2 separate regions of the Homo sapiens genome follow, and region 1 is linked to region 2. The links are chromatin contacts, found by POLR2A ChIA-PET in ENCODE. All regions are on one chromosome and are shown on one strand. The core of a region is the stretch at or near the end of the contact, and the rest is flanking DNA. Distances in the headings are between cores, read along the strand shown. Region 1 overlaps LPP (LIM domain containing preferred translocation partner in lipoma). Region 2 has its middle 19 kb from the start of DNAJB11.

The links. ChIA-PET counts read pairs that join two places held with the same protein, here RNA polymerase II (POLR2A).
Region 1: POLR2A ChIA-PET joins it to region 2 with 11 read pairs in HepG2. The contact joins two enhancer-like sites. POLR2A ChIA-PET finds 5 or more read pairs at or near these places in 2 of 52 experiments (HepG2 and naive thymus-derived CD8-positive, alpha-beta T cell).

The regions. Positions count from the first base shown.
Region 1 is chr3:188,680,473-188,685,197 of GRCh38, reverse strand. The region is part of intron 7 of LPP (LIM domain containing preferred translocation partner in lipoma); the gene reads right to left. Among named protein-coding and RNA genes, the nearest start is that of MIR28, 5.9 kb to the left of the region's middle. Within about 2 kb of position 1,982, at least 9 of the 41 ENCODE cell types and tissues checked have a DNase peak (open chromatin) inside an H3K27ac peak, as active enhancers do.
Region 2 is chr3:186,586,856-186,591,725 of GRCh38, reverse strand. No RefSeq gene overlaps it. Among named protein-coding and RNA genes, the nearest start is that of DNAJB11, 19 kb to the right of the region's middle. Within about 2 kb of position 2,910, at least 5 of the 41 ENCODE cell types and tissues checked have a DNase peak (open chromatin) inside an H3K27ac peak, as active enhancers do.

The DNA.
Region 1 (4,725 bases), core at 733-3,232, 2.1 Mb before region 2:
CACAGTGTCGTCATAGAGAGAACATACTTCAGAGCCCACTGTCTTGCACCACTACAATTGATAGTATGACCTTGGGCAGGTTCCTTACTTTCTCTGTGCCTCAGCTTCCTCAATGCAAAATGGAAATAATCACAGTACCCACATTTCAAAGGGTTGTTTTAACAATGACATGGGTTAAGAAAACACATGGAACAGTGCTTGACATATAAGTATTTGGTAAATGAATAAATACCTAACTCTTCTGAGGCACCAATTACTGACTAGCCAGTAGTGTAGTTATATGCTTTTAGCACATATTCAGGGATCTTAAAATATTTGTTTCATTAATTCTGCCAATTGAATACCAACAAAAGAGTCTTTGGCTAAGTTTGAGCACCATCATCATCCTATACCATGCATGAGAGATGACACAGTAACACAGGGAGAGAACTAGTAAAAAGAAAATTTTGTTTTTTTTTTTTTCAGTGTTGTATAATTTTGGTCTCAGATTGACAAGCCTCAGGGAATAAAATATGTATTTACATAAAAATTTCTGGTAATGGCATATTGAAAAGTAATTAAATGAAACAACAGATTCTATTTGCTGACGGCTCCATTTCTAACACTAACAGCGTATGGGACAAAGTTTTGACATAAGACCTGGACAGCCCCTCTCCCAAGTGGTTTTTAGCTATAAGCTATCAGTGAAGGACCTGACTCACCTATGAGTTTTCAAGTACAGAAAGACCTTTGGAACATGGAAGAACTTAATAGGCATTAGGTCACTGGCATAACTCCATGGATAAGGTGAACATAGGTGTTTCATAATGTAAAAAGGTGTACTTTCTTCTTTTTCTCTGCCAGTTTTTTATCCCCAAAAATGTTCAAGAGAGAATTTAGCAACTGAGAACCTGGAGAAAATTTTAGAAATTTTGTAGCTTAATGGTTCTCAGCCTGTTGTACATGGAACTTGATGTGTCCGTGATAAAACTGTCTAATGGAACTTGAGAGGCTGATTTCAAATTTTTAAAAGTCTAAAAATATGCAAACATTTAACCGAGATTAGACTGTTTATTGACTGAATATCAACTCAGTGCAGTAAGAATGGTTATGTCATTTCTGATCAGCCAATGCGTATGTGTCTTGCAGTTTGACTGCAGAATCTTCAGCACAAAGAGTTCGAATATGAAAAATAACACAAAGTTCTCTTGTTCATGTAAAGATATAGCCTGAGATTAAAATGACAACACTCCGGTTTCCCGACTTCAAGTCTAGTGTTTCCTCAACTATACCATAGCTTATTGGAGGGTCTTTGAAGGGATATTTTTGTGCCTACGTGTAAATTGTATGCATAATGTGTTTGAATCCATAGAATAAGGTTTCTTGACCCTCCCACTGTACACTTACAATGGCTTTGTTACAGTAGGCCATAAATCTGTAGACAATTAGAAACATACAAACACAAATGTATATCATGCTCCCCACCCCGCAACACAACTCTGATTTCCTGACGACACATTTTCATAAACTTATTTTTTAACAAATTACAAGGGGTCTTCCTTCATTTGGGGCCCTGTGCCTTTTTGTTAATTTAGGAAATAATCAGGGTATACAGTCAAATAAATACCCAAGTGAACAAGGCAAATGGACACAGCAACTCCTACAGACTATTTCCCTAAGAAACCAGGCAAAAGGCAGGCTTTTGACTAAATATAGAACTAGCAGTCAAAATGTGCAAATAGAAACTTCCAGTTGTGGACTGGTGGGAAACCCCAATAGGCCATCTCAGCAAACCATGTACAGGAGGTGAAATCAGTACTTCCTTAAAAGATAATTCCAGTAAAAGGAGCACATAGGGTTCTCCAATGTGTCTCCTAAGTCATTTATGAGAAAGAAAAGGGGAAAAAATGAGTCCTGCTACCACTGAGACGCCCAGGTCCATGGCCCACAGTCTGACTCACGGTCAGAGAACTAAACTTGAGAATGTGTATAGACATCCCTTTACCTCATTATGCTTGGTCTAAGTGAATTTAAAAATAGGCCTTGGAGAGTTCCTGGACTACTCACAGCCATTGCCACAGAGTCGGTAACATAACATGTGACTTAAGATCACCTTTGTACAGTTTTGCACTGACTCATTCCTACCCAAATGGACTTTAGATGAAAAACTAATGCTAGCTTTCCCTCATGCTTTAATTTAGGATCCTATGCTACTGTATACCTTATTCTTCTTTGTGGTCATCCTGTTTTAAAATATAGGAAAAAAGAGAGGTGCTTGAGAACAGAAAGTGATGGCTGCCCCACCTCTATTTTGCTGCCAAGTATGATATACACATCCCTAGTTTCCTGTGTGCATTAGGGCCTGAAGAGTTGCCCTTCTCTGTCTCATGCATATGTGCCAAATCTGTCTCCAGTGACAGAGAGAAACTGCATGTGGTGCCTGGCTTCCGTTTCAGTAAAAAATATATTTATTTGGATTTCAAGATGATTATTGACATCCTTGGACATTCAGTACAACTTAGTAATTTGCATGGGTGTTTACTCCGCTTGCCAACATGAGCTACAATTAGGGTGAATATCAACTTTTTACAAAAACAGACTGGCCTAGTTCTACTCCTGAAATGCCTGCTCTCCAGCTTCCCTCAAACCCCATTCACTTGCCAAGGTAACCATAACAAATGCTGGTGCCTGTTGCTTGGCCTTAGCCTGACCAAGACACAGCCCTGATAGGCACCTGGGATAGTCAGGGCAGGGACAGCCTACAAAACGAATTCAGACTGGAAAAGTACAAGGTGAGAGCTGCACGGTGTAGATGTGTGTGCACTGACACATATGCTAATAAACGCAAGAGATGGAAAAGAAAGGCTCTTCCTCCTAAAAATCACACAATCTGTGTTACCATTGGATTGAAAAGTCAGTAATTTCTTGCATATGCATCATGAATTTAAAATTGGAAACAATTTTTCTTTGTGTGACATTTCTTGCTTTGCTATTAATATAGCAAATTCCCAGAAGACAAAAAGGAGAGAATAAGGAAATAGAAAAACCTGAATTCAAATCTTGCCATGGCCAAAAACTAGCTATGCAAACCTGAGCAGGTCTCAAGGCCTCAGTTTTGCCATCTGCAAAAAAACGAGGATACAGTATGAATACGGTATTCACTTCACGGGATTATGGTGAAGATCAAATAAGACAATATTGTCATTCATTCTTCTAACAAACATGAATTAGGTTCTTCCTCCTTGAAAGGTGCTGTTCAAGGTGCTGGGGATACAGCAGTGAACACAACAAACTCCCTGTACTCATAGAATTTGGATTTGTCAGTGTTGGGGCTGCTGTATGTGTGAGAGACAAACAATATGCACACACATTAAAAACATACATACTACACATCATGCAAACAATATCAGGATAGTGGTGAAAATAGATGTGAAAGAATTTTGTATATAGAAAAATGGCGTAAAAGTCAAAGTATTATTTAACATTATTACACAAGGGTCCCAGACATAAACTTTCTGCAATTACACGATTTCCTTCCTCCCTCCTTTTCCTTCTCCTTCCTTTTTTCCTCCCATAAGTATTAGTTAAGAGCATACTTTGAGAAGTGCATCATGGTGTAGTTTCTTAAGGGAATCTGATAAATTAGAAGCATATCCTGTCCGCAGGAAGCATACAGATGGCATAGAGTTAAGGCATTACAAATCTTTACCCTAGGTACAATGTGACAAAAGCTGCTTATCTTAGAGAAGGTAGATCAAATGCTATGAACATTTTGGAGGGAAAGGCTCTTCCTGAACCTTCTGGAGGTAACTCAAAGGGGACTGGAGATGTTGAGCCACTGTCCCAGGCAGAGTGAGCAAAGAACTGTGCATCCTAACAAAGACTTCTGGTACTCGGTAGCTCCTAGTGTACAAAAGGGAAATGCGGCCGGGTGCGGTGGCTCACGCCTGTAATCCCAACACTCTGGGAGGCCAAGGTGGGTGGATCACGAGGTCAAGAGATCGAGACCATCCTGGCCAACATGGTGAAACCCCATCCCTACTAAAAATACAAAAGTAGCTGGGCATGGTGGTGTGCACCTGTAGTCCCAGCTACTCGAGAGGCTGAGGCAGGAGAATCACTTGAACCCAGGAGGCGGTGATTGCAGTAAGCAGAGATCATGCCACTGCACTCCAGCCTGGTGACAGGGCGAGACTCTGTCTCACAAAAAAAAAAAAAAAAAAAGGAAATGCACCTGGGAAGATAGAGCTGGGGGTCTGTCAGCTGGAGCTGCATTCTCACTTATGCTCCCAGCTCCGTTTACTCTGTACCAGAAAGTCTTCATGAATGCAAGGATACTCAGTGCTCCAGCGCTGAGTATGAAAGATAAAACTTGCGTTTCATAATGAGACTTTCCCAGATTTCAAAGTTTGAGGTGACATTTACAGAAGCTCCTTTTTGCTAACAACAGCACAATGATCCTTTCAAAGATAATTTCTAAGTAAATGATAAGTAAAGTCATCTTCCTCTGTTGGGTGTGCAGCTCCAGTTACTTACTTCCTAAAGATAGGCTTTTAAGAAAGCTGAGACCTTTCCTGTAAACTTAATAAAATTATTATTTTCTCTTTTTGCTGTCTGAATGCATCACTGTTATTTTCTGCTACTGATTTGAGGGTAAGGTGGGGTAGTAAAAAAATGTTCTCCCACTATTGCAGGCATCTGAAATATGAAGTTAGAGAAGTAAGTTATGCTTTTTGGCTTTATTTC
Region 2 (4,870 bases), core at 1,661-4,160:
ATCCACATTTCCCAGGCACCCCAGCAGAGAAAGGGATAATCCTAGGGGCCAGAATGGTGTGACATTTGCTCAGATCTCATCCCTGAAACTCCAGCTGCGAGAATGCTTTCCTTCCTTGATGGCAGGGATAGGGGTTGGTACTCATGGACTTGCAAATGGTCACCTCATTCTTTCTGAATTCACTTGCCTTTTGTGAGCACTATGTGGCCCCTCCATGGCTGTTCTGATGTTCCACAGTCTCAGCTGCTAATTGTATGGCTGTCTCATTTGATCACCTGGGGCAAACTGTATTTTCCAAAAAATGGCCACAACAATATTTGCAGGTCTACATATCCTTCAGAACCTTAAAGATTCTTTTCTTGAAAGGTCCAGTCTAATTCCCCTCCCCAGGAAGAGGGATGAGCCTTTGTGGCTGCCTCCATAAATGAAAATGCGATGGAAAGGATGCTGCACGACTTATGAGGCTAAGTCATAAGAAGAACTAAAGCTTCTACCCATTTCCACTTCCTTTTGGGAAACGTGTCTTGGGAGCCCTGAGCCAATATGTAAGAAGTCCAGCTATGTATAGCCACCATGCTGCAGAAACCACACAGAGATAAAGATTCGTGAGGAGTCTCCCCATTTCCAGTTCCCAGCTGCTTGAGTCCTCCCACCTCCCAGAATGAACTGTCAGACATGTGAGTAGAAATGACTCCAGACCCAGCCTTCAAGCTGTTGTCCCAGCTGACACCAAGTAGAGCAAAGGAGTTGTCTCCATCAGTCTAGCTCATATTGCAGATTTGTGAGAAAAAAACAAATGTTGCTGCGTTAAGCCAGTAAATGCTAGGATAATTTGTTATATGACAATGACAAGAGTAACCAGGACACCACCCTTGTGTTATCATTACGTTCTCCCCTTGCTTCTTGTGATGCCCTTGCTTTTCTTCTCTACCAGTTGCTGAGAATTAGAGGAAGACCTTTGCTCCCACCAATGTCAACATTTCTTTACCAGAAAACACAGAGGCATTTAACTCATATTTCGAAGACTTACAGCTTCTTATAATGGCCCTGGTGGTTATACTTTTTGTTCTACTGACTCTATTTTGTTACAGTTACTCTGCCCACAAAGTGCAAGACCCTTTGTGATTATGTTGGGGGACATCAATTCAAATGACACCGTGATAGCATTACTGTCAAATCATGCTTCCCTCTCAATGCTGTTGATGAAGCTGGTGTACCCCAACCCTGTTCTTACAGGTTAAGTTGCTTTTTCCCACTTGAAACATTGTACAACAGCCAAAAGCTTATCTGGTCAGTTTTAATGCGTCCTGCCCCTTCCTAGGACTTATTGCAATGACAAACATATAAGAGCTGTGAAAACTCTGTGACTTACACACAGTAGGCACCTGGTGTTTTAAGTGCTCTTCCTGAAATGCTCACTGACAATAAAACTATTGAACAGATCAGGACTGAAAACATAGCTTTGTTTTGTGCCAGCAAAGACTCTCTTCTCTCCTTTACAGGTTGACATTGAGCCATTAATCAACAGTATGTTCAACAGTAACTAGTGAGTTATGAATCCAACTATGTGCCTCTATTTTATCTCCAGGGGATATCACAAGATGAATCATCAAACACCTTGCTGAAAACATTATCACATTTCCTGTTCTGGTTTAATGTTACCTAACTGGTAGAAAACACAGAAGACTTAATTACATGATTGCTTTTTTTTTTTTTTTTTTGAGATGGAGTCTCGGTGTGTTACCCAGGCTGGAATGCAGTGGTGGCGCAATCTTGGCTCACTGCAACCTCTGCCTCCCACGTTCAAGTGATTCTCCTGCCTCAGCCTCTCAAGTATCTGAGATTACAGGCATGTGCCACCACACCTGGCTAATTTTTGTATCTTTAGTAGAGATGGGGTTTCATCATGTTGGCCAGGCGGGTCTCGAACTCCTGACCTCAGGGGATCCGCCTGCCTCGGCCTTCCAAAGTGTTGGGATTACAGGCATGAGCCACCGTGCTCGGCCTTGTTCTTAATCACCTAATTTGGCCCCTTGCAGTGGCTTCCATAACTGTTACTAATTCTCGGAAACCATCCTTTAATTTATTATTATTATTATTTGGCAGAATCAGGCTCCAAATCAAAATCCAGCCTGTATGGCATCTGCCTTGTCTACGTTAAGATTAAGGGAGACTAAAAGAGGAGGGTAGTTAAATGCATTATTATTTGAGTTTGCATTGAAAATTATAATTATTATTGTTTTACTTAATATCCTGATTTTTAGTGGCAAGAGCTAGAAAATGGCTTAAAAAAAAAAAAAAAAAAACAGGTCTGGGGCTCCAGAGCCGATAGCTCTCACGGCATTATTTTAGCGCCACCTTCACACAAACATCATGCATTGCAGAGGGAAGGAAAATTTTAAAAAATCATAAGCCTCCCAAACCTCAGTTGTGCAACATATATTATTAACTTGTTCTTTTTGAACTGCCTATCCCAAGAGAGGCATTCCAGTTGTAAATGTCAAATCAACCAACAACTCTATGAAACATGTACTGTTATTATCACCATTTTACAGAGGGAGAAATTAAGGCACAACTAGTAAATGGTAGAACTGGAATTTGAATCTGATCAGTGTGATTCTAGAGCATGCACATGGTAACACTATGGTACATAAAACCTCCCGTTTTGTTTCTATATTCTGTCAAAAAATGATGTTTTCAATATAAAAGGGTAAAGTGAACATCAGTAAGAGGAAATGGAAGTCCAAGAGGGAAGAGGTGATTGATGATAAGAAACACTTTCTTTGAAGGAAATCCTGTCTTCTGGACTGGAGACAATTCCAGAATACTGAGAAAATCACCTAAATGTGAAAGTGAAGATCCCTAGGCCCCAGTATGGGCTCACGAAGAGTGTCATAACAGACACACCTCATTTCCTAACAGGCTGTTGTCTAACTGGATTTCAACAAGATCTCTCAGCATACCTGTGTGGACAAGATAAAGAAATATGGCTAGATGCAAAATCAATTATTCTTATGGAGGTTGATACGACTTTACCCTGATGTTCAGATGATTGTCAACCTGGAGCAAGCTTTCAGTGGCAAAATCTAACTAAGAGTTGACTTCAATTCTTTGGCTAGTGCTTTTATTCACTGTTTAGATGAAAATCTTATGTCTCAGTCAATACAGTGCACAGATAACATCAGGTGGAGAGGCTCATACTGAATGCCTGAATTGGAGGATCCCAAAACATGGTAACAGACTGGACCACTGGGCCAACTGAGTGAGGGGGAGGTAACTGAATAGGAGTAAATATGAGGCCCTTTATCCCAAAGTACTAGTCAACTTCTGTTGAGTGACCTGGCACAGCCTGGGCGAGACTCTTAGAGCAGTGCAATCCACAGAAATATAATGTGAACTACATACGTAATTAAAATTTCCTATTAGCCAAATTCTAAAAAGTGAAAAAAACTCAGGTGAATTTTAGTAATATATTGTTTTTAATAATCTATTTTATTTCACCAGTTATATTCAAAATGCTATCATTTAAACATGTAGTCAATATAAAATTGAGACATTTTACTTTTTTTTTATACTAAGTCTTCAAAATCCAGTGTGTATTTTATGCTTCATAGCACCTCTGTTTGGATGAGCCACATTTCAAGTGCTCAATTGCCACATGTGGCTACCAGATTGGACTATGCAGCTCTAGAGGGTTTTCACTGACACTCAGTGTGATGAGACTGCCCCCAAATTATGTCATTCTCAGGCTGGCTGCATTGTTGGAGGAACTGTGCTTAAAGTTATACCACTCAGAAATATTTCATTTCTGTTAATGGAATAAGAAAGGGTCGGGGCTCTTTGACATCTAAACTCATGACGGAAGCTGTACTGGTGCCCACTGCCTGTGACCTGTGTCCAACCCTTCACTGTGAGTCCTGGAGCAATTTCAGTGACTAAAATACTAGAATTTTAAAAAGTGAACACTTACCAAGTGGTGTCTTCTTCTCTTGCTTATCTTTCAGAGCCCTTGGATATCTTTTGTTCATGGTAAAGGTTGCTACTGGAGCCAACAGCAGCTTTTTTTCAAGGAATAGAATAAAATTATCTTTCCATTCCCATTTCTAGTAACACCCATTGGACCTTTTCAAACAGGTTTTAAGTTTCCAAATCCTGTTCCCTTTTCAGTGATTTCTGAGCACTAACATCCATCTAGGATTTGGCAATCCAGCACCTAACCAATAGTGAATGCAGCTAAGGGGCAGGAGTATATGTAAGTGAATAAATCTCTGAGTAGCCCAAAAAGATGTTTAAGATGCATAAAAGACCAAGCACAAAAATATCCCCCTTCATTATCTCCATTTTGCAGATGAGAAAACTGAGGCTAACAAGCTTCCTCAGTCATAGAAATTAAATCTGATTCCAGGCCAAGCATCCTTTCAGCCTCATTGCATAGCTCCCTGGAATGGCTTTTTTCCTTGCAGAACTGAAGACACTATTATCTGTTCTTCCACATTAATTACCTAGCATCCTTCCTCTATGGTGTTTATCTTCCCTTCTTAAGAAAATCTATGGAATTTTAATATAAATCTTTCCAAATTACAATGTGCCTCAGATAAAGCACTTAAAGCTACCTGAAGCTCAGAGTCCAATAATGAAAGAATATTCTTTAACTTATTAAATCACGACAATCTAGACAATGGATAAAAAGGAGTGACAAAGCCCAGGAGTGACAAAGCCCCATTAACATTCTTCTTTGTAGGAAACACATTATCCCTATGGGGTCTTTCTCACCAAGACTAGCAGCTCTAGCTCTTAGTATCATGACTGACCCTTGCATACATCTTGGAAAAATGGGGATTAGTAAGTGCAAATAATGATCAAGACTTCT